Regions from separate parts of the Homo sapiens genome. Here regions 2 and 3 are each linked to region 1. Evidence: chromatin loops called from intact Hi-C (ENCODE). Cell type or tissue: OCI-LY7. All regions are shown on one strand. Links, peaks and the distances in the headings refer to the core of each region. The heading gives the core; the rest is flanking DNA.

Region 1 (9,798 bases), core at 845-8,844:
GCCCTGGCCACCCCCACCTCCCACCTCCCACTTCCCACCTCCGTAGAGTGACCCAGCCTCTGGCCCTTCCCCTACCTGGATGCAGCCCGACCCCAGCCTGCACCAGCTTTCTGTCTCTCTGGCTCACTCTCTGCATGTCCTGAAGGTCTCTTTCGGTCCCTGACGCTCCTGTGTCTTTGGGTCTCCATCTTTCCTGATCTCTAAGCCTCTCCGTGTCTCTGGGTCTCTGCCCCTCCTGTCTCTCCATCTCTGTATCTTGTACTCTGTCTGTTGCAGGCTCACCCCTGCTGTTCCCCAGCTGACGGAGACTTCCTTAGAGGCAGGCTCCCTGGCAGGGTTGTGTACCCAGCTCCCCTCCCCTCAGGTGCCCTCACCTCTCCTCTGCTACAGTTGGGAAACTGACTTCCTGGTGACCCAGGAGCCTTTCCTCCAGGTACCCTGTACCCTGACCTGGGTGATCTGGCATTTAGAGCCAGCTCTAGACACAGAACGGTGGGGGTTTGAGAGGCTGGGTGCACACACTGGGCTGGAGAGAAGTCCAGCCTCCAGGTAGCCCCTGCGTGGACGTGTGTGTGTGTGTGTGTGTGTGTGTGTGTGTGTGAGTGATGCTTTAAGGGCCTGACAATTGTGTGAGGCTTTGTGCAGTAATGTGGCTATGTGTGACATCGGGTGTGATATGCAAATGGGTTTGTGACAGTTTATTGGAGACTGAGATGTGAATGGGTTAGTGTATGTCAGTGGCCACACTTTGGAATGTTCTGTGACATTGCGTGTGTACTCTTGTGACATTGTACAGTTCTGTAACAGACCCAGTGTGATACCGGCTTGTACAACTGAATGTGTGACTTTGGGTGATTCTGTGTGAGTGTGTGACATTGAGTGATTCTATGTGAGTGTGTCACTTTGGGTTTACAACACACGTGGCATTGCGTGACCCTGTGGCAAAACTGGGTGGTTCAATAAGTGTGTGACTTTGTGTCTGTGTGGCCATCATGGATGTGGGCTGGGACTGACCAGGGATTGTGTGTGTGTGATGTCTCCGTGTGACTATAGTGTGACCCTGTGATGCTGCCTGCATAACCCTGGGTGTGTGGTCATGGCTTTGTGTCAGTGTGCACCTGTGATCCTCTCAGTGTTGCTGACACTATTGCCTTGTGTGTCTGCCTCCAGCACTTCCTGGGTCTCCGCCCTGAAAGCCTCTCTAGGGAGAGAGTGGGGGATCTGACAGCCCCTCTCACCTGCAGCCTGTGCCCTCGCATGGCCCTGAGGCCCAGTCTGGATGGGGGAGCTGGCGTGGGGGCAGCAGGCGCAGTTCCCACGGCCGCTGCGGCCCCTCTCCCAGCCCCATCACCACCGGCTTCAACTCCACAGAATATCCTGGCAACCCCGGCCTCTTTGTTCTCTGAGGCCGCCAAAGGCCTCCCCCAACCCCAGCCTGCCCAGCGCCTGCCAGGCGCCCCCTCCCCCGACAGCAGCCAGTCTTGGCCTGACCTAGTCTCTAGCTGCCTTTATCCCCCACCCAGACTGAGGCGCCTGTCCCATGCCCTGGACCTGACTCAGGACTCCAGACGAGGCCTTTGACCCTCTGCTCTGAGCTTGCTGTGGTTGCGCTGTGCAGGAAGAAGGAAGAAGGATAGGTCCTGTGGCTGTACTGGGTGATTGTGGGCCAGGAGCTGGGCTGTCTATACGAGTACTTCCCCTTGGCCCAAGGCTGGTTGGAGGCCCAGGGTTGGTTTCAGTTTGTCCAGTAAGTTTACTTCTTTGGCCCCCAAAAGTCATCAGGACAGAAATTATTACCCATTTTATTGGTAAGAAACTGAAGCCTAGAGAGGGTATGTGACTTCCCCTATAGCAAGAGCAAGATGGTAGCAGGGACCTGATTAGAACCCAGGCTCCTGGCTACCTTGAGAGAAAAATCAGGTACCTCCAAAAGAATGGAAAGGGGGCCTGGGAGTCTGGACACATGGGTCCCTGCTTATTTCTTGGTCACCATGTGTCAAAGCCGTGTGTGTGTGTATGTGTGTGTCCTTGCTAGATGACCTTGGCCAGGTGCCCTTACCTCTCTGTGTTCCAAGAAAGAAGGACAACATAGCCAGGGGTTGTGGGGTGGTGAGCTTGACAGGGTGCTTTGCAGAGCCAAAGGTCACCTCACAGTTAGTAGTGCCAAGACCCACGCCATCTCCAACAGGCACAGATTCTGGCTCGGGGCCCCAGCCACCATTCCCAGGCTCAGCCCAGCTTTGTACTGCCACAAAAAAGGAGGCAGCGATGGCTACATGGCTCGGCTGTAGTCAAGGCCACTTGGGTCTGACTTGATTGCAGCACAGGCTCCCACCGCCTCCCAGGTGCCAGAGATGGATGGATGGAGGTCACTGCACAGCCTGGCCCCAAGCCCCCCCCCCGCCCACCCGCAGCCCTGGGCTGACCAGCCACTGCTGAAGACAGTCAGCCAGGGTTAGGGGAGGGACAGGCAGCCACCAGCATGGTAATAACCCAGACCTTGGCCCTAACATCCTGCAGGCATGGCACAGAGAGGCCCAGCTGTCCCCTAGGGTCACACAGCCCTGCAGGGAGTCCTGTCCCCAGAGGCCCACATCTCCCTTGAGGGCTGTTCCTGCCATGCAGGAGTAGAGAATGGCTGGAGAGGGTGGTGGAGGTGCAGGAGGGTCCCCTGAGGCTGCCGGCCAGGCTGCCAGTGCAGACACTTTCATCTCTTTCTGCCTGTCGACCTGCCATCTCTCAGTGGCATTAAATTCCCCTCCTGCCGGAGAACAAGGGCTGCCTCAGATTCCAAGCAGCAGGGTGTGAAGATAGGGCGGGCCCAGAGGAGGTGAGCCGGGTCCTCCAGGGCTCCAGGCCTGGGTGCAAAGCGGCTGGACTCTCGGGGCACAGCTGAGGGGTCCAGGTGGCCGCCTACCGCAGCCTCCCAGTGCTTCGTCAGATGCTGCTTCGTTTCCTGTTGCCATCTCCCACCTGTATGATGCCTTCCTCCCGCCTTCGGAGCTTTCTTGTCCCTTGCAAGCTGGGTCAAGTGTCCCTTGCCCCCCGCCCCCCACCCCCAGCCCATCACAACACTGGTCATTCTTGGTGACATCACCTGGCCTCAGGGCTATGGTCTGCAGCTCAGTAAGGGCAGCGCTGGCACCCAACACATGGAAGGGGTAGGAAACATCTGTGGGCTGAGGAAACACATTCTCTCCTCTTTCTGGACATTATTTTTCTCTCACGCATTTCCAGCCTAACTGGGGAGCTGTCCACAGGTAAGGGAAACTTACTACAAAGAGCCTCCTTTCTCCAGTCCCTGGAGCCTCCATACCCCTTGGCTAGAGACCTTAAACAAGATCCTTCTGCTTCAAGGCATAGAGCCTGTGGCCTGTGCACCAGGGACTGGGCCATTCCATTGCACTGACACACTCACAGCAACCTATGAGGGGGGCTTTAGGCGGTTCTCTCCATTTGACAGATAAGAAAGTTAAGGCTCAGAGAGGTAGCGAGACATACAAGGTCACACAACCAGGTTCGTCTGCTTTCGGAAGCTAGCCCTTAAGCACCTGGCCATGCTGCAGGCTTTGGCTGGAAGGACCCCCTCCCCCATCCCACAAGCTGCCTGTGATCGTGCCCAGATGTGGGATTAGGGTTGAGTATTACTTACTTCCTTAAACTTGTCTGCACTTCTTTTTGTTTTTTGTTTTTTTTTTTTTACCTTTGCTATTCAAATTGGAATACCGAATTTATTAATACATTTATTTAAGTTATTTAACCAAATGTTCTCAAGCCCAGAAAGGTCTGGAAACAAAGGGCACAGTATGGAGCGAGGATAGGGGATTAGGGGGTAACCTAGGATCACCGCCCCCTCCCCTGCAATGACAGGGCGTGGGTATTTCGGGGGCCCGAAGTGGGTACAGCCTGAATCCACAAAGGCTCCTGCCCACCGCTCCCCCTGGTGTCTTCCCACCAGGCTCCCAGCCCCTCTTCCAGCTTTGAGGCCTGCCCGGGAGGGGCACCCCCTGTGGCTGTTTTGGCTCTGCAGCAGTGGGTCCACAGGCAGCTGCTGGGAGTCTTGGGGAGCGGCTGCAAGGGTGAGGGCGAGCAGTGGCCGCTGCCGTTGATAAGGCGACGGAAGCCTCAGGAGCGAGGACGCAGTGAAGCCATGGAAACACGGCTGAGGTGTGAGGCTGGCTCAGCCGCTTCCCCCAGGTGGCCACCTCCCAGGCCTGGCGGGGCCCCGCGAGACAGGTCCTGCCACTGGCTGCCTCGCTCCCTGCCCTCCTGGGGGCCAGGTCTGGGCTGCTGACTGGGCTAGCTTGGTGTCACCCAGCCATCTCCCCAGGGCCAGGCTGGGGTCAACCCTGGGTCTGAGTAGGGAGGGCTGAGGACAGTGGCAGGGGCCTTCTGAGTTCTCAGGCCCCAAAGCCCCCTTAGCCTGGTCAATCCCTCCCCTTCTACCACCTACTCCTTTCCTATAAATATGTGTGCATTATTTACCTTAAGCATTTTGATAAATCATAATAGCAGAGACATCTGCTGTCAAAACTGCAAACTGCATTTGGGGCTCAGCTGGTGAACGATGAGGGCTAGAGGCCAGGGATATAAGGGCTCTGATGGCCTGGGGGAAAAAATAGGGATGACCCCACCCCTCATCCAGGGCTGGGCCTTGAAGGGGACCCAGGCCCCATCCTTTGGGACCCCTCCTCACCAGCCACTTAATCACAAAACCCTCCCAAGGAAGCTATCCACCACGCCCCAACTGTGTTCCCTCCTTCCTGCCTCCCTCTGCCTCAGAATTAATGCAGCAGTGACAGCGGCTGAGAAGTCCCCCAGAGCGGAGATTAACTCCCAGGGCAGCGCGGGCGGGGTTGGCCATGGGAGGCTTGGGGGTGGGGGGTCTGACGCACAGGCCTGGCAAGATTAATCACCCTGCAGCCGGCCTCATCACGAGGGCGCCCAGAGCTCCGGGCCCCCACCTCGAGGAGGGGTGCTGGGTCGAATGTCAGGAGTCTGCTCTGCCTCCCGCAGCCCTCATGGCCCCCAGTCCAACTCGTGGGAGGATTCTGGGAGCTGAGTTTCCTTCTCTTCCATTTTGCTGGCCCTCAGGGACCCTAAGGACCGAGCAGCAATCCCGTGGTCTCATTCCCTCCCCCAGTTTCTGGCCTGGCTCAGCAGCCCTGCAATGGGGGAGGCTCTGACCCTTGCCTCCCTGCCTACTTCTTGCTGTCCCCACTGGCCCCGCTCCCATGGCTCCCCGAGACTGCCAGTTCCCTAACATAGAGCTAGAGGTGGGGGCCACTGAAAGAGGTCCCTGGACCTGCTGTATTTATTTGGGGGACTCAAAGAGATGTGTGATGGATCCGATGGCTCTGGACCTGCTATCCAGCCAGCCCTCTTGAACTGTCCTGGGGGGCTTGTGGAGATGGTGGAGAGAGATACAGAGTGAGTGGGCAGATACAGATGAGGCTACTGGGTGATAAAGCACTGGGGTCAGTACCTGGGAACTGGCCTTTGTCAGCCAGTCACTCACTTAGAAAGTCTTTGAGGGGTTGCAGCAAGTGGAATTGAGCTTAGACATGAGAATAAGGTTCCCCAGGCAGGTGGGACCTAAGAGAGGCTGAGCTGTTTTGCACAGAAGACTTCTAAGGTCAGAGTTGGCCTTGACTCTGTAAGTGAGAGCTGGAGTACCCTCTTCTACGCACCCACTGCCCTAAGTGCTCCCATCACAATCCTGCTGGGGTCACACTGGGTGAACTCACCTGTTCACTTGCTGATCTTCTGAACTAGAAGGAGCACTCCTGGAGGGAGGGGCTTGTCTGCCTGGCAAATGCCAAATGCTCAATAATGTTGAATCAATGGATGAATTGGAGGAGGACATGGGTTGGCCTGTTGTATATGAGGGGCTGGGGAAAGAACTGTTAGGTCTGAGCTTGGGGAGCCCAGCTGCAGGGCCACAGGCTGGCGAGTGCCAAGAGGAGGCCCCAAGAAGTTCCAAGAGAAAAGGGGTTCTGGAGCCAGGCACCAAGTGGACATTCACAGGCTATGTGACCTACAAAGGCTTTCCTTTCTGGGCCTTAGTTTACTCATCAGCAAGTAACATTGCTTTTCAGATATCCTATGAAGGTGGAATGAGAAATCCTGTGTGAGGTCCCTGTGAGCTCTCTAGCCTTGTACCCCTTGGTAGGCAAGAGATTTGAATGCATGGGAAGAGCCAAGAAGGCTTCTTGGAGGAGGTGAGTGAAGCTGAGCCTCGAAGTACCATGCTGCCTATCTAGGAGGCTTGGAGACTGGTACTTCTGGGGCAGTGAGGAGACCACACTGGAGAGAGCCCAGGGAACGATGGGCCAATCTCAAGATCCAAGGCAAATGGGTATATTTTGTCTTGGGGACAGTGGGAGCCAATGATGGTTCTGGAACCTTTGGCCTTTAGGCTTTGGAGGGGCTAACATGTATCTGGAGTGAAGCCTTTAGTCAATCTGGGTATGTGGGGCAACTTCCCAACCCCACTCTGGGGCCCTGAGACTGAGGTAGGAAGTCAGCTGGAGGCTGATTCCTGACATATCTCCTTCCAGAGGAACCAAAACATATCCCATGTTAAAAAGTGGAGGGCTGGGCCGGGCACGGTGGCTCATGCATGTATCCCAGCACTTTGGGAGGCCAAGGTGGGCAGATCACCTGATGTCAAGAGTTCTTGACCAGCCGGCCAACATGATGAAACCCCATCTCTACTGAAAATACAAAACTTAGCCAGGCGTGCTAGTGCACGCCTGTAATCCCAGCTACTCAGGAGTCTGAGGCAAGAGAATCTCTTGAACCCAGGAGATGGAGGTTGCAGTGAGCCGAGATCATGCCACTGCACTCCAGCCTGGGCGACAGAGCAAGACTCTGTCTCAAAAATAAAGTGAGGGGCTAGGCTTGATCACAAGTAATCTGTTAGTGTGGGGGCCTTGAATACTCATTACAGGATGGGGAATCCAAGTCACAGAATGGCCAGGCCGGTCAGAGAGCTTCGGGACCCACACCCTTCCTGGAGGTGGGGATAAGGGGACATCTGGCCTCATGCCTAGCCTAGAAGCAGCAGAGTCCTGGGCTGGGAGGCAGGGGGATAGGATTTCCATCCAAGCCCTACCCATAGCTGGATTCATGATCACATGACCAAAGGCATAGCCAGCCCTTCCTGAGCCTAGCTTTCCCAATTAGTGCAATGGACCTTCCAGTATCAATCAGCCACGGTTCTAGACCTTTTCTGGGGGTCCAAGACTCAGGAGGGAGCTGCAATTTGGGGGTCCTTCACTCTAGCCCCTCCCCCACCCACATGCTGGGCCCCTTCCCTTCTCCTGCTCTTCCACCCATACTCCCCTCACCCCTGACCCTGCGGCCAGTAGCCTCTGCTGCTGTCATCCGTTGTCATGGGAACCTTGCAGCGCTGACCTGATGCAGGCGAGAGCTGGCCTGGAGCTCCTAGCAAGGGAAGCTGAGGTTAGCAGGGGGCAGATGGGGGCACCTGTCCCTGCCAGCTTAGCTGGGTGCTGACACACTCCCAAGGGAATGGGGCATTGAAAGGACGGCCTGGATGGGTGTGGGCAGGGGTGCAGGGGGTCAGGGCCTGACTGCCCCCAGTCATTGGGGTGCCTGCTCCTTTTCAGACCCACCCCCACCCAACCCGGCTCCAGGCTGCTGGTGGGAGGGAGGGGTGGTGGGGACCTTCCCATTTCCCTCACTGTCGATGGGAGCTCAGAGCCCTGAGCTCAGCTCATTCTCGAGACTAAAAATACTAGGGAGGCAGCAGCAGCAGCTCCCCCAACACCCTGTCCACTGCCGCCCCACTCCCAGTAATAGACACACACACATACACACACCAAGCCCAGCCTGGACCAGATACCAAGGTGCTACTTAACCATACTGTGCCGTGGTCCATGGAGATTCCCAAAGTCCTGGCCCTGTGTGAGACCCAGATCTGGGGTCAACTTCCACCTCTGACCCCAATTTGCCATGTGATTGTGGGGTAGTCCTCTGGCTTCTCTGGGCCTGGTTTCCCCTTTTTTTGTGTACTAAGGGAGCTACATGGAAGAGGGGAGGCTCAGGAATGGAGTAGAGGGTCAGGGCCTTAGCTGCCCCATCTCATTTAATTACTGGAGCAGTCCTGACAGCTCCCTGAAGTATGTATTGAGTCAGAATCTGCTTTTCCTAGATGAGTACACTGAGGCCAGAGATGGTGGCTCAAGGGATGCTACTCCAGGCCTTTGAGCTCCAGGTGGCCCTCTCCTGCCCTGCAGTGGCCAACTGAGCTACTGAGACCTCCAGGCATTTGTTGAAAAATAGATCTGTGCCCCACAGTAGGGCAGGAGGTTAGTGGCTTCAAATCTCAGAGAAGTTCCCGGTTCTGTGTGCATGACTGGGAATGGGGTGGGGAGGCCGTACTGCCCTCTGCCCAGGGTCTGGGTGAAGCTTGAGGTGAGTGTTGACAATACCTGTCTGCCAGGTGCTTGGCCAAGGCCAGGGTGAGGGTCCACACTGACCATCCAGGATGGGTGTGGTTGAGATACAGATGAGTATCCACACTGTTCATTTGGCCAAGGCCTGGCTCTGTGTGAGACCCATATTGTTCATCTACCTGGGCTTGACCAAGGCTGGGGTGAGTGTCCATGTTACCTGCCTGCCCAGCCTGGCCGGGGCTGGGTTGAGGGTTTACACTGCCGGGTTGGAGATAAGGTCAAGATGATTAAACACACCGTCCATTTGTCCTGGGCCTGAGTCTTCTTTCCACCAGTTCTAGGCTCAGGATTTTATTTTGGGTTTCATATTCTCTCTTCTTTCCTGGAAATTAGAATCATCTTGTCTGCTCATTATTTCTGATTTAGAGGAGGCCCAGTTTCATCTAGGGGCCAATGGGAGAAAGATGGGAGCCCCTTGCCATTTCTGGGACCCTCCAGGAGGAACCAGGGAAAATCCATTATAGAAATCACAGCCACTGGGCACTGAGAAGCCTGGAAAGCCAGACCCTGGCCTCTGGGATGCCTGAGAGATCCACTGCTGTGGGATCTGAGTCACTGAGTTCCTACACTTCTCCCCACTAGCCCTGTCACCCAATTCCACTGACATCTTGAGAACAACAAGACATACTTCTCCCACAGACCCGAGGCCTCACAGTTTGAAGCCAGTATCTGCAGGACCAGAGTCTGGATTTTCTGAGGGGGGCCAACCAATACTGCAGTGCAGACAGTGGACTTTGTGCCCCACACCCTAATTTTGCAATGCCAGCTCTTCCCTTCAGCTGTCATGTGTGACCCTGGGCAAGACACTTCATTCTCCTGGTTCTCAGTTTTTCCATCTGTAAAACAGGTGTTTATACCTTACCTGTTGGTAAAGGTTGGGACAAGGATTAAATGAGATAGTCCCATAAAGTGTCTGGCAGAGTAATAATTCTTTCTGGAGGCTAGCAGGGAAGGGGCATGCTCCAAAAGAATTCTGGGACATGTGGTTGGTTGGTTTTTTTTTCAGAGGCAGGGTCTTGAGCAGGCTGGAGTGCAAATAGCATGCTCACTGCAGCTCACTCTCAGGCTCAAGCAATCCTCCCACCTCAGCCTCCTGAGTAGCTGGGACTACAGGCACGTGCCACCATGCCCAGCCAATTTTTTTAATTTCTGTAGATATGGGGTCTTGCTATGATGCCCAGGCTGGTCTCGAACTCCTGGGCTCAAGTGTTTGTTCTGCCTCTGCCTCCCTAAGTGCTGGGATTATAGGCATGAGCCACCACAATTGGGCATTTGTTTATTAATTAGTGCAGTGCAGGGAGTTGTGTTGGTTGCT
Region 2 (9,798 bases), core at 960-8,959, 120 kb before region 1:
ATGCCTGTAATCCCAACACTGGGAGGCCAAGGTGGGAGGATTGCTTGTACCTAGGAGTTCAAGACCAGCTTGGTCTGTAATGGGAGACCCTGTCTCTACAAAAGCGAAACAAAGTGAAACAAAATTAGCTGGGCATGGTGATGTGTGCCTGTAGTCCTAGCTACTCAGGAGGCTGAGACAGGAGGATCACTTGAGCCTGGATGAAAGGTTAAGGCTACGGTGAGCTGTGATCATACCACTGCACTCCAGCCTGGGCAGCAGAGCCAGATTCTGTGTCAAAACAACAACAACAACAACAAAACAACTATTGCAAATTTGGTGTTCTATTCTCACCACCACCACCACCCCGCCTTTTTTTCCCCCGAAACGGAGTCTCTACCTCTGTCGCCCAGGCTGAAGTGCAGTTGTGCAATCTCGGCTCACCGCAACCTCTGCCTCCCAGGTTCAAGAGATTCTCCTGCCTCAGCCTCCCAAGTTGCTGGGACCACAGGTGCATGCCACCACGCCCGGCTAATTTTTGTTTTTTGTTTTTATTTGAGATGGAGTCTAGCTCTGACGCCCAGGCTGGAGTGCAGTTGTGTGATCTCGGCTCACTGCAACCTCTGCCTCCTGAGTTCAAGCAATTCTCCAGCTTCAGCCTCCAGAGTAGCTGAGACTACAGGCGCGTGCCATGATGCCCAGCTAATTTTTTGTATTTTTAGTAGAGATGGGGTCTCACTATGTTAGCCAGGATGGTCTCGATCTCCTGACCTCGTGATCCACCCACCTCGGCTGGTTTGGAACTCCTGACCTCAAGTGATCCACCTGCCTTGGCCTCCCAAAGTGTTGGGATTACAGGCATGAGCCACCACCCCCGGCTTTCTGCATATATCTTTCATCAGAGTCAAATGGATTTTGTTTTTTAAGTGAAAGCAAGTTTATTAGGAAAGTAAAGGAATAAAGAATGGCTACTCCCTAGGCAGAGCAGCCTCAAATGGGTTTTTAATCTCTAAAAAGACTAAAAACCACTGTCCTTCCACCTTAAACATTATTTTAATCTCAGCAGATGAACAGAGTACCTGTTCTGCAGAGAAAATATAAATCTTACGTGTGAGTTGTTAGGGATTTCCTTCAAGGTATTAAAACAACAGATCGGCTGGGCGCGGTGGCTCATGCCTGTAATCCCAGCACTTTGGGAGGCCGAGGCGGGTGGATCGTGAGGTCAGGAGATCGAGACCATCCTGGCCAACATGGTGAAACCCCATCTCTACTAAAAATACAAAAATTAGCCAGGCACAGTGGTGGGCACCTGTAATCCCAGCTACTTGGGAGGCTGAGGCAGGAGAATCACTTGAACCCAAGAGGCGGAGGTTGCAGTGTGCCGAGGTCGTGCCACTGTACTCTAGTCTGGGCGACAGAGCAAGACTCCCTCTCAAAAAAAAAAAAAAAAACAAACACAGATTTCAGCTATCCACTTTAGAGTACTCACTGTGCATCAGGAATTACTTGATCTTTTCAATAATCTTTCAATAATTCTGTTCTCCCCAGGTTAGATAAGGAAACAGTGGGAGAAATAAACTTGCCTAACATTATATGGTTATGGTAGGAAGAACTAGGATTCAGATACAGGCGATCTTGACTGTAGAGCTATTGTGTCTCCAGATTTACTTGTTTTAGTCATAGCCCTTCTCCCCTCTAATCTCTAGAGAAGCTTTACTTTTCCCTTTGCCAAACTTAACTTTTGCTTTCCATCCTTTTCTCTCTCTCTCTTTCCCTCTTTCCTTCCTTCTCTCCCTCCCTCCCTCACTTCCTCCTTCCCTCACTCACTTCCTCCCTCCTTCCTTCCTTTTTCCTTTTCTTGTTTTTGCTCTCCGGTAATTGTCTTTGTTTTCATACTTCCAATCTCTTCTCCACTAACTCCTCTTAGCATCCAAACTTATCGAAGGTTTTCCCCTATAAAAAAAAAAAAAGCAGTAAAATAACTTTTTAAACTTCCCTCTTCCATAAGAGCTACTTCCTTCCTCATCTTTATCCTTCCCATCTCTGACATTTCAGTCCCAGAATTCTTGAAAGAATAGTCTATTCACTGTTCTGGAACTATTTAGTAAGGTCACTAATGATTACTTAATTGCCACATTCAGTGGATACCTAAGTTTTTATTTAACTTTCGTAATAGTTGACATGATTTTCATTCAGTTCCTTTGGCTTCTGATAAACTGCTTTCTTCTTCCTCATATCTGGTGTTTCCCAACTTTATTAGAATGCTTATCAAAGTAGTATTGTTGATGGAGTACAAGCCAAAGTGTATGAAATCATGCATACTTGTATTAAAATTGAGAGCACTGGCTGGATATGGTGGCTCATGCCTGTAATCCCAGCACTTTGGGAAGCCAAGGCAGGAGGATCACTTGAGCTCAGGAGTTCAATACCAGCCTGTGCAATATAGCAAGACCCTGTGTCTACAAAAAATTAAATTAGCTAGGTGCAGTGGCATGTGCCTGTAATCCCTGCTACTCAAAAGGCCAAGACAGGAGGATCGCTTGAGCCCAGGAGTTTAAGGCTGCAGTGAGCTGTGATCATGCCAGTGCACTCCAGCTTGGGCCACAGAGCGAGATCTGTCTCTTAAAAAAAAAAATTGACAGCACAAATTACCTCAGATAAATTAATTATTATTCTTTTTTTTTTTTTTTTGAGACAGAGACTTGCTCTGTTGCCCAGGCTGTAGTGCAATGGCGTGATCTCAGCTCACTGCAACCTCCGCCTCTCAGGCCCAAGCAATTCTCCTGCCTCAGCCTCCCAAGAAAAGAAGCTGGGATTACAGGCATGCACCACCGTGCCTGGCTGATTTTTGTATTTTTAGCAGGTTTCACCATGTTGACCAGGCTGGTCTTGAACTCCTGGCCTCAAGTGATCCACCCGCCTAAGCCTTTCAATGTGCTGGGATTGCAGGTGTGAGCCACCATGCCCCACCTGATCTCAGATAAATTAATTAAAATATATAATCAAAATAATGTCACAAACAGAATTATTAAGAATTATCAAGATGAGGCTGGGCGCGGTGGCTCATGCCTGTAATCCCAGCTCTTTGGGAGGCCGAGACGGGCAGATCATGAGGTCAGGAGATCGAGACCATCCTGGCTAACATGGTGAAACCCCATCTCCACTAAAAATACAAAAAAATTAGCCAGACGTGGTGGTGGGCACCTGTAGTCCCAGCTACTCAGGAGGCTGAGGCAGGACAATGGCGTGAACCTGGGAGGCGGAACTTGCAGTGAGCCGAGATCGCACCACTGTACTCCAGCCTGGACGACAGAGCGAAACTCCATCTCAAAAAAAAAAAGAAAAAAAAAAAAGTACTATCAAGATGAAACATCTGTCATTCTTATTTTGCTATCAGTTTTAAGAATAGTATTTTTCTTACATAATAAAAGTCATCCTCATCAGGTACTCCTTTAAATGTCTTACTGTATATTGTTTTCATTGCAGTATAATATGAAAATTTGTTTCCAACAGATACATTGTAGCAAAAGAAAGAATACAGACTGCATATTTTGCAGTTAGGCTGCTGCTGACATTATTAATTATCCCATCATGGATAGGTCACCCTAATTTTTCTGAAAAATGCCTGTTCTTTGCTTGTGTTTATTTTGAAATAATACGACTACTTGGGCTTAGGAATCAAAGGACTCTGCTTTCCATTTAAAATGTCTTTCTCGGCCGGGCGCAGTGGCTCAAGCTTGTAATCCCAGCACTTTGGGAGGCTGAGGCGGGCGAATCACGAGGTCAAGAGATCGAGACCATCCTGGCTAACACGGGGAAACCCCATCTCCACTAAAAATACAAAAAAAATTAGCCAGGTGTGGTGGCGGGTGCCTGTAATCCCAGCTACTTGAGAGGCTGAGGCAGGAGAATGGCTTGAACTCGGGAAGCGGAGCTTGCAGTGAGCTGAGATCACGCCACTGCGCTCCAGCCTGGGCGACAGAGCGAGACTGTCTCTAAATAAATAAATAAATAAATAATAAAAAATGTCTCTCTCCTAGATATAAGTCAATTGGGAATGAGTACACTTGAAATATTTAATATATAATAAGCTTCGATTAAATAACTTCTCTCTTTTTTTTTTTTGAGACGAAGTTTCGTTCTTGTTGCCCAGGCTGGAGTGCTATGGCGTGGTGGTGGGGGCCTGTAATCCCAGCCACTCAGGAGGCTGAGTCAGGAGAATTGCTTGAACCTGGGAGGCGGAGGTTGCAGTGAGCTGAGATTGCACACTGCACTCCAGCCTGGGCAACGAGAGTGAAACTCTGTCTCAAAAAAAAAAAAAAAAGTAAAATTTAGAAGAAAAATATTACTGTCTTTATTACTATAATACATATTAGTAATTAGTATCTCCTGGGGAATGCTGCTGTAGTTGTAACGCTTGTAGTTGGTCCTTCCTAGAATCATGTTCTCCGGTCTTTGTTCAGTGCCTTTGCTTATACAGAGAATCTCTTCTCACCCCATCCCCTACCTCCTAAATTCTTTATTCATACTTGGGGACCCAGCAGAAATGGCTTCTCTAGGAAGCATGCATGAGGCATACAGGCAGTCAGAGTTCAACTGTAGAATCGTTTCTTAGTGTGTAGACATGATTGATTATTCCCCTATTTAGACTGAACTCTCCTGGGCAAAGTTCTTGTCTTATTCTTCGTATTCCTAGTACCTAAAGCATGGTATTCTGTGTTTGCCAACAACATTCAGTGAATGCCAATATCAGGTGGGGTGGCAAAAAAAAAAAAAAAAAAGAAAAGAAAAGGTGGAATTTTGGAGCATTTGTGGCCTTAGGCAAGTCACTTTGCGAATTTTCCTGAGCCTCAGCTTCCTTGTCTGTAGAATGGGAATTGTACCCTGCAAGCCTGTGGGGAAGATTAGATAGAAGAGGGTTTAGCATTTTGGACTACATAAAAGATAATTTTGTTGTTATTTTTTACAAATGTGCTTGGCAGTTTTATTCACAGTACCCGATACTTAGAAACAACTCAGATATCCATCATTAGCTGAATATGTAAACAAAATGTAGAAAATCCATATACTGGATGGAGCATTACCCACCAATAAAAAGGAACAAATAGTGAAACAACCCTGCCACTTAGCAGTTTATTAGTTGGCTCCAAGTTCACCCTCCCGTACTTGCTCTGCTTTGACTAAATAACTTCTGAAGTATGTATTTCAGCTGGTGAAGAGCTGGACTCTTTCACCTTTGCAGTGAACAACATGTTGGGCTTTGTCAATAGAGGGCACTAGAGGGACATTACAGAGGAAAGGGGCTTCTTAGATTTGGTGGACTTTTCTTTTTTTAAGTTTTTAAATATTATCATGGTGTCTTAACATGCCAATAATGTTGACCTACGGAATTGGTATAATCTCAAAATCTTAGGTGTCAGTGTTAAATATATGTTTCACTTTTACTTCATCGTCACCCCAAGCAAAAAAAGAAAAACCTGAATGTGAAAAGAATGAAGTCTTATAATATTTCTAAACTAAAAAAGGGATTGAATCCCAGTATTCTTCAGCAAACTTCAAAATACTGTCACCTTAATATGTTTTTAATACATGTGATATTTTTGTAGGTCTAGAATTGTGAAATCAATTCTCTTAAACATCTTATTATAGAAGTGTCTGCTGCTATCCTTTGAGCACTAACCCCACCACCTGTAATGCATCATGCCAATATAAGTGATAGAATTGCTTTGCTAAATTCTTAAGGGCTTATGTCAGGGAAAAACTTTGAAATTAGCTGGGTACAGTGGCTCATGCCTATAATCTCAGTGCTTTGGGAGGCCAAGGTGGGAGAATCACTTGGCTGGGAGACCAGCCTGAGCAATTCAGCAAGACCCCTTCTCTACAAAAACTGCAAAACTTAGCCAGGTTTGGTGGCACACGCCTGTAGTCATAGCTACTGGGAAGACTGAGGTGGAAGAGGAGGATCTCTTGAGGCCCAGAGTTCAAGGCGGCAGTGAGCTATAATCTGCACTGCACTCCAGCCTAGGTGACAGAGCGAGATCCTGACTCAAAACAAGACAAGCCTTGAAATCAAAGTTGATTTTTACAAAAGCCTCAATGGTAGGAGTTTTAGATTTCTTAAAATAATAGCACACTAATGGAGTGCGTGATTTTCTTTAGATTAAATGTTTACATATTTATACCATCTGTATTAGTTTCCTAGGGTTGCCATAATAAATTACCACAAACCGGGTGGCTTAAAGTAACAGAACTATATTCTCTCACAGTTCTGGAGGCCAGCAGTCTAAAGTCAGTCTGTCTTCAGGTCCATACTCTGGATGTTCTAGGGGAGAATCCTTCCTTGCCTCTTCCAACTTTGGTGGATGTCAGCATTCCTTGGCTCCTTTGGTTTGTGGCTACATCACTCCAGCATCTGCCTCCATCTTTGTATCACCTTCTCTGTGTGTGTCTTCTCTTTTGTGTCTTATATGGCCACTTGTCATTAAACTTGCCCATCCACGTAACCCAAAGATGATTTTTTTTTTTGAGACGGACTACAGACACGTGCCACCACGCCCGGCAAATTTTTTGTTTTTTAGTAGAGATGGGGTTTCACGTTGTTAGCCAGGATGGTCTCAATCTCCTGACCTCGTGATCTGCCCGCCTCAGCCTTCCAAAGTGCTGGGATTACAGGTATGAGCCACTGCGCCCAGCCAGTAAATTCTTTTTATTACTGTAGTAGATGATACTTGATTAAATGCCATCTCGGGTGCTTTCATTGTCAACAAAGGTGCTCCCATCTCTAAGCTTACATAAAATGTAATTTTAAAAAGACATTTCTTTAGATGTACCTGTTCACATTTTTGTTAATAGTCTCTCATGTCTAGTTTTGGAGGCTGGAATGTTCAAGGGAGCCACAAAAATCTCTGTCAGTTGGTGTTTTGAATAATTGTTCTGAAATATACTCCCAGGCTTGAAACTTGGATCTGGCCTTTTTTTTTTTTTTTTAACTTGAATTTTTTTTTTTTTTTTTGCTCTTATGTTATTCATATGAATTTTGCAAATAGAGAGCCAGTCTTGTAGCATAGTAAAATTTAACAGTTTATGTGACTATTGATCTACCCATCTTATAGAGATTGTCTGTCTGTAGGAAGACGGTGGTAACCGTGGTCAGACTCATCATTTTGAACACTCTAGGTTAGTGTTGGAGAATTTGTAAAACAGAAACTTAACCACCTGTGCTTTGAAAGAGTAAAGTCCATGAAAAGTATTACTTTTAAGTTTCAAGGATTTACAGTTTTAGGTTAACAGTTTTTACATATTGTATTTCAAAACATCAGAGTACTGAAACTTACCTGTATGCTTCTTACTAAAAATAGTTCATGCAGGTTCTTTTGGGTGATCATAGTTTTACAGAGTATAGTAGAAAACAGGATGCCAGTTAGCATCTCTCTTTTTTTTTTTTTTTTTTTTTTTTTGAGATGGGAGTTTCACTCTTGTTGCCCAGGCTGGAGTGCAATGGGGTGATCTCGGCTCACTGCAATCTCCGCCTCCCGGGTTCAAGCAATTCTCCTCTCACATCCTCTCGAGTAGCTAGGATTACAGGTGCATGCCACCACGTCTGGCTAATTATTGTATTTTTAGTAAAGATGGGGTTTCATTATATTGGTCAGGCTGGTCTCGAACTCCTGACCTCAGGTGATCTACCTGCCTTGGCCTCCCAAAGTGCTGGGATTACAGGCATGAGCCACTGCACTGGCTCCTGGCCAGCCAGTTGGCATCTCTTTAAGGTCTCCACTATCCACCTATATTAAGTAGCACAGAAACACACCAAGTTAATGATACTAGCATTCATCTCCCCCCACCACCACATTTTCTCAAGCTTCGTACTGCGGTACATGTGTGATTAGTGTTACAGAAGAGGGTGTCAGTAACCCAGCAAATAAGTTCTTTAGGTTTCTGGTTTGCTATGTAGTTACTAAGGAGGGATTCAGCTGGTGGAGGAGATCCTTGCGCAAATGCCAGGAAGGAAGCCCTTTTCCTCGCATTTCAGTGTTTCCTTTGAAGCCTAGTGAGGGTGAAGTCTTTTGGCATAGGTGCTCCACCATCTGTCTATTCACATAGACTCTTCCCATCTACCTGGCTATGTGCCACCCTTGTTGTGGACATAGAGTGGGTAGAGAGCAGAGACCACTGCTTCAGTAACTAAAAATAGATGGAATTTCAGATCCTGACAGAGATTCTCTGTGGAGTCGCTACCACTGCTCCTCATCTCCTGGAGTTAGTTGCAAGGAACAGCTGTTTGTCTGATCTGCTTTTGGTACTATGTATACTTCCTAATACTTTTGTTCCCCTACTTGCTATAGAAGTAGAAGTAGTTTTACTGGAATACCTACGATTTTCCTGTCCTGTCTCTCTCATTCACTTAGTTATTTTCTGCCTTGGCTCTGGTTGCCAAAATTCTAAACTTCTGTTTTGTGTTTTGTGTGTGTGTGTGTGTGTGTGTGTGTGTGTGTGTTTTGACAGGGTCTTGCTCTGTTGTCCAGGCTAGACTGCAGTGGCACAATCACGGCTCACTGCAGCCTTGACCCTCTGGGCTTAAGTGATCCTCCCACCTCAGCCTTTCCAGTAGCTGGGACAGCAGGTGTGTGCTACCATACCTGGCTTTTTAAAAAAATTTTTGTAGAGATAGGGTCTTGCTGTGTGGCCCAGGCTGCTCTCAAACTCCTGTATTCAAGTGATCCTCCTGCCCCAGCTTCCTAAAGTGCTGGAATTACAGACAGCCACCCCACTCTGCTAAACTTCTGTTTTGTTAGGTATATGATCCCATGGCTGCAGTATCAGAGAATGAGGTTATTGCCTTTCCATGTACCTTATTTCGTTGACTCTGAAACACATCAATTGAAAGATGTACCATTATTCTACTAAGAAGGAAAGTATATTTAGTGCCAATTAAGCTGACATGCCATTGATTATATGCAGCTTGATTTCAGCTATGTTTTATTTTTGTTTATTTATTTATTTATTTATTTTTGAGACGAAGTCTCACTCTGTTGCCCAGGCTGGAGTGTAGTGGCACAATCTCAGCTCACTGCAACCTCTGCCTCCCAGGTTCAAGTGATTCTCCTGCCTCAGCCTCCTGGGTAGCTTGAATTACAGGTGTGTGCCACCACACCCAGCTAATTTTTGTATTTTAATTTTTTAAATTTTTTTGAGATGGAGTTACGCTTTTGTTGCCCAGGCTGGAGTGCAATGGTGCGATCTTGGCTCGCTGCAACCTCTGCCTCCCCGGTTCAAGCAATTCTCCTGCCTCAGCATCTTGAGAAGCTGGGATTACAGGCATGCGCCACCACACCCGGTTTATTTTGTATTTTTAGTAGAGATGGGGTTTCTCCATGTTGGTCAGGCTGGTCTCGAACTCCCGACCTCAGGTGATCCACCTGCCTTGGCCTCCCAAAGTGCTGTGATTACAGGCGTGAACCACTGTGCCTGGCCTAATTTTTGTATTTTTAGTAGAGATGGGGTTTTGTCTTGCTAGCAAGGCTAGGCTGGTTTGGGAACTCCTGACCTCAAGATGATCCGCCCACCTTGGCCTCCCAAAGTGCTGGGATTACAGGCATGAACAACTGTGTCCAGCCTCAGCTATGTTTTTTTTAAAAAGTCTTACAATCAGTGACAGTCACTGTAATTGTAACTATCTGGTTCTTCAACAGATATTTACTGGGCAGTTTTCATGGACCAGGCACTGTGCAAAAAGCTGGAAGTCAGGTCCCTATTTGTTACTGGGTCAAGAGACATTAAATAATCACATAGATGTTGGGCGCGGTGGCTCACATCTGT
Region 3 (9,798 bases), core at 1,799-9,798, 270 kb before region 1:
GAAGAGCAGAGAAAAATAAATGAACCAAACAAAGATTTAAAAAGTCAATGGCTAACCTTGCTAAAAACAGTTTGCATTTGGTATTTTGCCAAGAGTGAACTTTGTTCTCAAGTGGGTTTATTTTTACAACCTCCAAGTGCTAAATTTAACCTTGTTGGCTGCACTTGCTGCTGGATTCGGAGGGCAGATGCTGCTTGTTCTCAAATGGCACTTGGGTTGTGTGGAGGCTCTGCATAGCCGCTGTACTTAAATGCCAGAAATAGATTTTTAAGGGGTTTGTGCTGATAACTGCCATTTGGAACTTGTGGGTACACGCATCATGCTTACTCACTGGATTTTTTTTTTTTTTTTTTTTTTTTAGATGGAGTCTCGCTCTGTCACCCAGGCTGAAGTGCAGTGGCACGATCTCAGCAGACTGCAACCTCCGCCTCCCGGGTTCAAGAGATTCTCCTGCCTCAGCCTCCCAAGTAGCTGGAATTACAGGTGCGCACCACCACACCCAGCTAATTTTTGTATTTTTAGTAGAGAAGGGGTTTCGCCATGTTGGCCAGGTTGGTCTCGAACTCCGGACCTCAGGTGATCCATCCTCCTTGGCCTCCCAAAGTGCTGGGATTACAGGCATGAGCCACCACACCTGGCCACTCACTGGATTTTTATTTATACCTGGAGAGTGCCGAAGCTCTGAACTAGGCCTCATGGGGATGGGGACAAAAGCTGAGAAACTACCTCTGGTGCAATCCTTACCATGAGCTCTTTGTATAATTCCAGCATCTTACTGCCACAGAGGAAGATGTGGGGCAGGCGGGTGTTTGAAGAATGTGAAATGCAGATTTTCATCCAGTTCTTGCAGAAAGCAACAAAGTCAAAGCCCTCCCAGGACCCAGACAATGGGGATTTTCAGGACATACACTGGCTTTCACCTGATTTGGATCCATGTATATACTGCCTTTTTATTGAGACAGGATCTCGCTCTGTGGCCCAGGCTGGAGTGCAGTGGAGTGATCACAGCTCACTGCAGCCTTGATCTCCCAGGCTCGACCTCCTGAGTAGCTGAAACCACAGGCATGTGCTGCCACACCTGGCTTATTTTTATACTTTTTCTAGAGATGGGGTTCCCAGGCTGGTCTCAAACTCCTGGACTCAAGTGATCCTCCTGCCTCGGCCTCCCAAAGTGCTAGGACTATAGGCATGAGCTACCATGCCTGGCCTATATACTGCCTTTTAATATGAGGCCTTTATCCTGCTCTAAAATTCTTTCCTGATTTTTGATTCTTGTAAAATCTAGTTTAGCAATGGGGTAGAGTATTTCCTGAATCCTCAGTGTTTTTCAATAAATTGGAATTTCCTCTTCCTGTTTAATTTCCTCTTATATCCCAGAGTCATTGCTCACCAACTTCCTAATGCACCTTGAGAGAACATTAGGACTTTGCCGTACAGAAATAGGGGGCAGAGACCAGGTCCCTAAGGGTGAGCTAGGACACTAACCCTGCTGTTGTTATTCACAATCCTCAGCATTTTCATTGTTTTCTACTCCTGAGAATCCTCTCTTCAAAAGACATTTGTTGAGCACTTGTTCTGAAGCAAGGACTGTGCCAGAACCCTGGGACACAAAATTAGTAAGACCAAGTTCTTATTCCCAGACAGTCCATAGTCTTGCAGGGGAGACTGACATATATCCCTGGAACTCTAACACTGTGTGATTGGTACTATGTTAGCAGGCTGAACAAAGTGCTTTAAGAACACAGAGGAAGGAGAGCTTAACTTGAGGGCGGGGTTGGGAGTGTGTGATGGTCAATGAGGGCTTAGCAGCACTGTGACTGAAGAGCTAATTTTATCAGACTCCATTAGGTATTTAATGATACTCAGTAATAAGGCTTTAGAAATGAGTCAGAATTTGCTTTTTAAACATGAGCCAAAACTTCAGTTAAAAGGGTACCTCCTGAAAAATAAAAAAGAAAATAAAAATAATCAAAACCAAGTTTTAGAAGACACAGTCACTAACGCGGTATGTGTGTGTAGAATTCAAGTGGGACCAAAGGTGAAGCTGTTGGCTGAGACGGGGCTACCCCTGCTGCAGACACTCCTAGTAACACTTGCTGGAGCTGTAAGCCAGTGGCAGATGCTATCATCCCCACTGTCTCCAGAGAGGGAAATAGGGGGGAAGGCCTGCCACACCCAAAGGGGCAGACCCAAGGGGTCGCTTTTGTTCTGTGTGGCCACAACCAGCTGGAGGTGAGGGTAGGGGACACCTCATTCCATACCAGAAACCTCTAAACCTTTGTTCTGTTTCAAAAAGTTAGGCTGGCTCGATCAGATTTCCCTCTAGGGAGTGTGGAATTGGGAAACTGTGGACCAAATCAGCGAGCACCAAGAACTTACAGACGTGTGTGCTGCAGAAAGGGGCACTGACTGGTGAGACTGGGGAATTTGAGAGAGTGATAAGCAGGGTGGCAACCACTGTAAACCATGGCAAACAAGGTTATGCAAAAGGGAAGCTGGAAGAAAGAAAGGAAGGCAGCTGGTGGGGAGAGGAGAGGGGGCAGATTGGCAGAGAGAGGTAGAGACTCAAAGAGAGACAGACATACAGACAGGTGACTAGTGCCGCCTAAATTCCTAAGATTTCCAAGTCCTGGCCACATGTATCCTGTCAATAAATTTCCCCTACTTTTTTATAGTATCCTGAATGGCCTTTGTCCTCTGACTCTGTTCACATAAACATGCGTAGCCTCAAACAAGAAGAGAGGAGGGATCAGGAGGCTGGGGGTGCCTCCTGCTGGGAACCACAGCCACCAGCTAATGCCCCTTTTACAGTATCTTACTTTGTTGTTTCTCCTTCCAACAACTAGTCTGGATATAATCAATGTAATCCTTCTCTATTGTTTTCTCCAAGTCATGCAGAGAAGCTCCTCTGTAGGCCTTGTCAAAGTTTTTATCCACAAAGTAAGGCACCTGCAGGTTCTGAGTTTCTCTAGAAATGGTGTAGCCCAAGGTCCTGAAACAAGGAGAGAGAGGCTCATGTGAGCTCATAATATTTGGCAATATTACTCTTAGCACTGCCCTCACAGATATCATCATCATCATCTGCTCATAGAGCAGAGGCAGATATCATTTTCTAATATACCCAACACTTCTTATTTCCCTAGCAAAGTTGTAAGTATAACATCATCATAATTGTATTATGTAAGCAAGTTCATACTATGAATTCAGCTTCAGCATAGTTTATTCTCTTAAAGGACTCACCTCTCTTATACTGCTCTCTGTGCTAAAAGTAGAATGCTGAATGCTTAAAACAAACAATTTTTACGTTGTGTAGGATCTAGTATGGTACCTGACAGAGTAGGCTATTATAAATGCTGGTTGAATGAACTGATTATGTTATATAGCAAATTATTTACAAAAAAAACAGATAGCTCACACCAACCTAGAAGCAATATTTTGGACATGATAAAAAGTACTTCGCACATAGCTGCTAACTGAGAACTGCAAGAAACTCAGACAAAAGATTTCAATGATGCTTTAGAGCTAACTCTCTGTGGGTCCAAGACATCCAAAGGTATCTGGTGCTTAGCAACATTAATAAGAGTACTGAGCTGACTAATTCTAACCATAAGGAAACATAGAAGGGACCTCAAACTCAAGTTAAAACAATGTGACAGAAATGGTTTTCTTCAAACTGGACAAATTCTACATTAAAGGGGCTATATTTTATTTGGCCTTTTTCCGGCCCTCTCCTTTGATCCTCTCTAATTAGAGTAAGAGCTGAAGCCATGACTGCTCTCCCCTCACTCTAAGGTTTTGGGGGAGCTTACAGAGCAGGTCCGTGCTTACCCCGCTGGCCTCACAAGAAAGAAAGCTAAAGTGCCATATGGAAAAACATGAGAAGCTGGGAAACAGAGGGAATCAGGCCAGTGTGGCCTGATGGCAAAAACCTCTCTATGAAGGCTAGGTGCAGTGGCTCATGACGGTAATCCCAGCACTTTGGGAGGCCAAGAAAGGTGGAGGTCAGGCGTTCGAGACCAGCCCAGCCAACATGGTGAAACCCAGTCTCTACTAAAAAATACAAAAATTAGCCAGGTGTGGTGGCACATGCTTATAATCCCAGCTACTCAGGAGGCTGAGGCATGAGAATCGCTTGAACCTGGGAGAAGGGGATTACAGTGAGCCAAGATTGCACCACTGCACTTCAGCCTGGGAGCCTGGGTGACAGAGCAAGACTGCTTCGAAAACAAAAACAATAAAAAGAAACCTCTCTTTCAGCCTCAGCTTCGCTCTCTGTAAAAGGAAAATACTAGCCGGGCGCGATGGCTCATGCCTGTAATCCCAGCACTTTGGGAGGCCAAGGTGGGCAGATCACCTGAGGTTAGGAGTTTGAGACCAGCCTGGCCAACATAGTGAAACCCTGTCTCTACTAAAATATAAAAATTATCCGGGTGTGGTGGTGCGTGCCGCCTGTAATTCCAGCTACTCAGGAGGCTGAGGCACATGAATTCCTTGAACCAGGGATGTGGAGGTTGAAGTGAGCCCAGATTGCACCACTGCACTCCAGCCCAGGCGACAGAGTGAGACTCTGTCTCAAAAAACAAAAACAAACAAAAAAGGAAATACTGACCTGGATTGACCTGGAATGATGGTCTTGTCTACAGTGATCACTGACAAAGACTCTTCCTGTTATATATTGTCTAATAAATTCTACTTTTAAAAGGTTTTTTTCCCACTAAATTATAATAATGAATAATAATTTATTATTCATTATTAACAAAAAAGATAATCTAGTGATTCTCAAACTTCAGTGTGGACCAGAATAATCTAGAGGGTTTTTTAAAACTCAGACTTCTGGTCCTACCCCCAGAGCCTCTAATTCAATGGATATGGAGGGGCCCTAGAATCTGCCTTTCTAACATGTTGCCTGTTGATGCTGACGATGGCTGGTCTGGGGACCAAACTTTGGGAACTGAATCAACTGAAAGAATTAATTGAAGAAATTTTTAAAAATCCTATCAGAGTTTATAATCTATACGCAAAAAGCATTACAAGGAATTTCTCTATTTTCAACAAAAACAAAAAAATTGAAAATAATCACTTGATCCCCATTATTAATACTATGCTCCGAGACCCACAGGGTCCAGCAATCCTATCAACAGCTTAACAGAGTCTTTCTAACTCTACCATGGTGTGATAATGAGTTCATCTAAACCTTAAATTCTACTGATCCTTCAAAAACCAGTTACTGCTGTTCTGCAGCTGACCAGATGATGTCACTATAGAACAAGACAATCTATTTCCCGAGGCACACAGGAGACTGCCTCAGTATTTTTGAGTCTCAGCACCATGACTACCCAGCTGTTCCTTTAAACATCAAATCGGTGTTTTCTACAGCAAAAGGTGAAATGAAATGTTAGTAATGTATCAGCAAAACCTTCAAGTCTTTCACCCCCAGACTGTTACTGAGAAAGATTTAGAAATACCAGACTTACGATTTATAGAACAGACTATATGGGGGATTAGTAGCCAGCAGCTGAGTAATGACAGATATAATCACAATCACAAGAACTGGAAGTAGCTGAATAAATGCAGAATATGTAGTCTGAAAAAGAAAAAAAAATAAAAACTTGCTGTAAGTGTTCTTTTTTTTTTTTCTGTCGCCCAGGCTGGAGTGCAGTGGTGCGATCTCGGCTCACTGCAAGCTCCGCCTCTCGGGTTCACGCCATTCTCCTGCCTCAGCCTCCCGAGTAGCTGGGACTACAGGCACCCGCCACCACGCCCGGCTTAGTTTTTGTATTTTTAGTAGAGACAGGGTTTCACCGCAGCCAGGATGGTCTCGATCTCCTGACCTCGTGATCTGCCCACCTCGGCCTCCCAGAGTGCTGGGATTACAGGTGTGAGCCACTGCGCCTGGCCTGTAAGTGTTCTTTATCAATATAAAGCTTATTGAAAATAAGATAGTTGCTCCAAAGAAAATAACAAATTATCAATGCACTGCATAGGAGGATCCACAAAGCCCCAGGCTTTTCTGGGAAGGCTGTACTTTCAGCTGAGAAGTACAGGTTGGGCAGTCCTAATCAGAAAATTCAAAATCACAAATGCTCCAAAATCTAGAACTTTTTGAGTACCAGGATGACACTTAAAGGAAATGCTCATTGGAGCATTTTGGATTTCCTTTTTTTTTTTTTTTCTGAGACATGGTCTTGCTCTGTCACCCAGGCTAGAGTACAGTGACACAAACATGGCTCACTGCAGCCTTGACCTCCTGGGTTCTGATGATTCTCTCGCCTCAGCCTCCTGAGAAGCTGGGACCACAGGTGCACACCACCGTGTCCAGCTAATTTTTAAATTTTTGTAGAGACAAGGTCTTGCCATGTTGCCCAGGCTAATCTCAAACTCCTAGGCTCAAGCAATTCTCCTGCCTCAGTTCCCCCAAAGTGTTAGGATTACAGGTGTGAGCCATAGCACCCAGCCTCAGATTTTCAGATTAGGAATTGTCAAATATATAATGGTATAATGCAAATTTCCAAAATCCAAAAAAAAAAAAAAATCTGAAATCTGAAATACTACTGGTCCAATTTACTTCAGATAAGGGATACTCAATCTATACCAAATAACCTTTACTCTCTCTGCTGAGCAGGCTGAAGGAGGTCCAACAACAACCTGGATTGACACCCAGTAATCCCCCTGCAGCCCCATTAATAAGACCAATGAAGCAAACATCTCTAGGTAAACCTGCCCAGACTGTGCCTCTTACAGTAGTGGGGCTCTAGGAGCCAGGTTAGCATCATGCTTGGCCACAGCTGATTGGACTCAGGGGACATCCAACTCTGGCAGAGGTAATCACGTTTTCTCTCCTAGGAATTTGGGGTTGAAACTCATCACCCTTCACTTCTGGGTCATCACTTTAAGGAAGAACACACACTCTCAGGCACTGTAGACTGGCTATTTGCAAGGGGAAGTAGAACAAGCAAAGCTGCTTGGTGAAAACAAAACAGAGGCAAAGAGTGGCAGGAAAACTGGAGACAATCTGGGCCCAAAGAGTCCTGCAGAGCACAGCTGCTTGGGAGCCTGACAGTATCCCAGTTCCTTGTTCCTGTCTGTCATGAGGCCCAGCTGTGCTTCTTGTCCTTGAGCTTCATGAGACTCTTTTGATCCCTTACCTTAAACCCCCTTTAGTTCTAAATATTTTGAAGAGGATTCCTATTTTCTGCAGCCAAGAAAATTATGAAGCCGGAGCGGTGGCTCATGCCTGTAATCCTAGCACTTTGGGAAGCCAAGGCAGGAGGATCACTTGAGCCCAGGAGTTTGTGACCAGCCTGGGAAACATGGTGAGAAATAATCTCTACAAAAAATGAGCTGGGCATGGTGGCACGCACCTATAGTCCCAGCTACATGAGAGGCTGAGGTGGGAGGATTGGTTGAGCCCTGGAGTTTGAGGCTGTAGTGAGCTGTGTTTCTACTATTGTACTCCGGCCTGAGTGACAGTGAGACCCTCTCTCAAAAAAAAAAAAAAAAAAAAAAAAAAAAAAAAAGCCTTGATGAAGTCAGCCCCACAGATTGCTGAGATTCTGGGAGAGCCACCCAAGAATGGGCAGAGGGAGGGGATACCATTCTGCCTATTTAGGCCAATTTTCCAGCTCTTCTAACCATTGCTTTTGCTTTCCTAAAGCACATCTTTCCTAAAGCAACATATCTCAGGTTCAACTTCTAAAACTTGACCATGTACCATCAAGGTTGGCCAAGTACAACTGTTTATGGGCAGCAGTGCTCCTCCCTCCCTAGGTACCTGAGGTTTCTCTTCTTCCTCCTCCTTCTGAGTCTGTGTCCTCTCATGTCGGTGCCGTCGACGGTAATAGTAAGTGTCATCTGTCACATTTGAAAACATATGAATATTTCCTGGAAAAGAAATACATGGTATGGGATATGGCAAACACTCCTTCCCTGCCTTTTTCTTTTTTTTTTGGAGATGGAGTTTTGCTCTGTTACCCAGACTGGAGTGCAATGGGGTGATCTCGGCTCACTGCAACCTCTGCTTCCTGGGTTCAAGCGATTCTCCTGCCTCAGCATCCTCAGTAGCTGGGATTACAGGCACCCGCCACCATGCCTGGCTAACTTTTGTATTTTTAGTAGAGATGGGGTTTCACCATGTTGGCCAGGCTGGTCTCGAACTCTTGAACTCAAGTGATCCACCTACCTTGGCCTCCCAAAGTGTTGGGATTACAGGCGTAAGCTACCGCGCCTGACCCTTCCTTGCCTTTTTCAAGGTCCTTGTTCCCAGCTAGGTTTGTTAAGGATAGAGTATTGGCCTATTTTACCCAGTAGAAAAATAAGACAATAGGCAAGCCAAGTGAACCAGCTGGAGCTAAAGCGTGCTGAGCTCTCCTGACTTCATTTAAATAGTCCTTTGCAACTAGTGAGAGAGAACCCCGAAAGGCTAGAAGAGAGAGAGCATTAGGGCCGTGAATCCTATCTGGCATGTTCACGTCTGCTTCCGTGCCCAATACCATATTGTGTCACTGGTATCTTTTAATAGCAACTCATAAAATTCAATTTACTTCCTGGGCATTGAATTATACCAACTTCCAACTTGCTGGGGGGTACTTTCCTATCTTCTATCTTTGTAAGTGCTATTTTACACAACAATAATAGGCATTTTGTTACTTATTTATAAGGCACTTAAAAATATCTAATCCTCACAGTGACCCTGTGAAGTAGGTATTATTAACAGCCCCATTTTTCAGGAGAGGAAACAGGGTCAGAGAGACTAAATGATTTGGTCAAAATTATGCACAGCTGGGGGCTGGAGACTTGCCTCAAACTCCTGCTCAACTGATTCTAGATCCTTGCTGTTTCCATCATACCATTGTACCTCTATTCAGATTTTCAAACAGGAGCTTGCTGAGAGCCATAAATAAAGAAATATGTTTAAGAATGATAATTTGGGGAGACTAACCTGTAGGAAAATGTCCTCCAAAGAAGACGTTGAACAGCTCTTCTGGAGTGATGTCAGCTTCAAAATCCCTGTAATAATTATAAGGTCTGGCTCGAGGGGCAGTGAAAGTCACCTGTTCATCTCCGTATTCATCATAGCGAAGTCTCTTATCAGGATTGCTCAGGACTGCAAATGCATTTCCTATTGCTGCAACCAACAAGAACCAGCACATGAGGACACAGTCTTTGCTATGGCTGAGAGTGATCACAGCAGCAGTGACAAAGAGCCTAGAGGTGACTCGTGCTGGACAACTTCGCAGGGGCCCAAGAAGAGATGCTTGGGCCTAGAAAGTTCTCCACAGTGCTTGCCCTTCAGGTTTTCCCTGATCGCCAGAAACAACAACATTGGAATCACAGGAATTAAGAACTTCTGCTGCAGTGAGTTAACTCCCAATCAACAGTCCTGTAGTCATCCCAGCTGTCCTAGAAGTTAGGAAGCCCCCCTCAGTTCGGGTTCCCAGTCACCACAAGTCCCAGGCATGTTGGGGAAATGTTCTCCAACTGGTCAGCACTCTCATTCATAAAAAATGTGTTCTGGCCAGGTGCAGTGGCTCATGCCTATAATCCCAGCACTTTGGGAGGTTGCAGTGAGCCGAGATCATGCCACTGCCTTCCAGGCTGGGCAACAGAGTGAGACTTTGTCACACACACACACACACAAAGAGTGCTCTTTACTTTAAAAAAAATTTTTTTAGAGATAGGGTCTTGCTGCATTGCCCAGACTAGTCTCAGATTCCTGGCCTCTAGTGATCCTCTCACCTTGGCCTCCAAAAGTTTGGGATTATAGGTGTGAGCCCTGCATCTGGCCAAAAAAGTGTTCTT

Evidence for each region. Hi-C counts contacts between places; a loop is a spot of excess contacts. Peaks named below come from ENCODE experiments on the same cell type or tissue, not always from the same donor. Only the 100,000 strongest peaks of a DNase experiment are listed, where the experiment ranks them.
Region 2: a loop joins it to region 1, with 7 times the contacts of the local background. A loop is called at or near these places in 11 of 110 quality-filtered maps.
Region 3: it touches region 1 in a loop (6-fold over the local background); 14 of 110 quality-filtered maps call a loop at or near these places.

What each region holds. Positions count from the first base shown.
Region 1 is chr5:139,685,705-139,695,502 of GRCh38, forward strand. No RefSeq gene overlaps it. Among named protein-coding and RNA genes, the nearest start is that of CXXC5-AS1, 41 kb to the left of the region's middle. RefSeq lists silencers at 4,169-4,278, 9,060-9,354. In OCI-LY7, for the core only: CTCF peaks have their summits at 4,521 and 4,721; DNase peaks (open chromatin) are centred at 2,907, 3,567, 4,247, 4,527 and 1 weaker place; H3K4me3 peaks cover 1,855 bases; H3K27ac peaks cover 4,013 bases.
Region 2 is chr5:139,569,994-139,579,791 of GRCh38, forward strand. All of the region lies in intron 1 of UBE2D2 (ubiquitin conjugating enzyme E2 D2), which reads left to right. Among named protein-coding and RNA genes, the nearest start is that of UBE2D2, 14 kb to the left of the region's middle. RefSeq lists enhancers at 5,755-5,884, 7,559-7,608. In OCI-LY7, for the core only: CTCF peaks have their summits at 5,265 (motif pointing right) and 5,480; DNase peaks (open chromatin) are centred at 5,228, 7,298 and 7,560; H3K4me3 peaks cover 2,710 bases; H3K27ac peaks cover 4,243 bases.
Region 3 is chr5:139,417,234-139,427,031 of GRCh38, forward strand. It overlaps DNAJC18 (DnaJ heat shock protein family (Hsp40) member C18), which reads right to left. Exons shown (of 8, transcript NM_152686.4): 4 at 8,939-9,124; 5 at 7,772-7,881; 6 at 5,475-5,584; 7 at 2,820-2,992. It overlaps LOC124901082 (a long non-coding RNA gene), which reads left to right and starts at 362. Exons shown (of 2, transcript XR_007058960.1): 1 at 362-483; 2 at 769-1,359. RefSeq lists an enhancer at 2,598-3,103 and a silencer at 5,129-5,278. In OCI-LY7, for the core only: CTCF peaks have their summits at 5,243 and 5,448; a DNase peak (open chromatin) is centred at 5,268.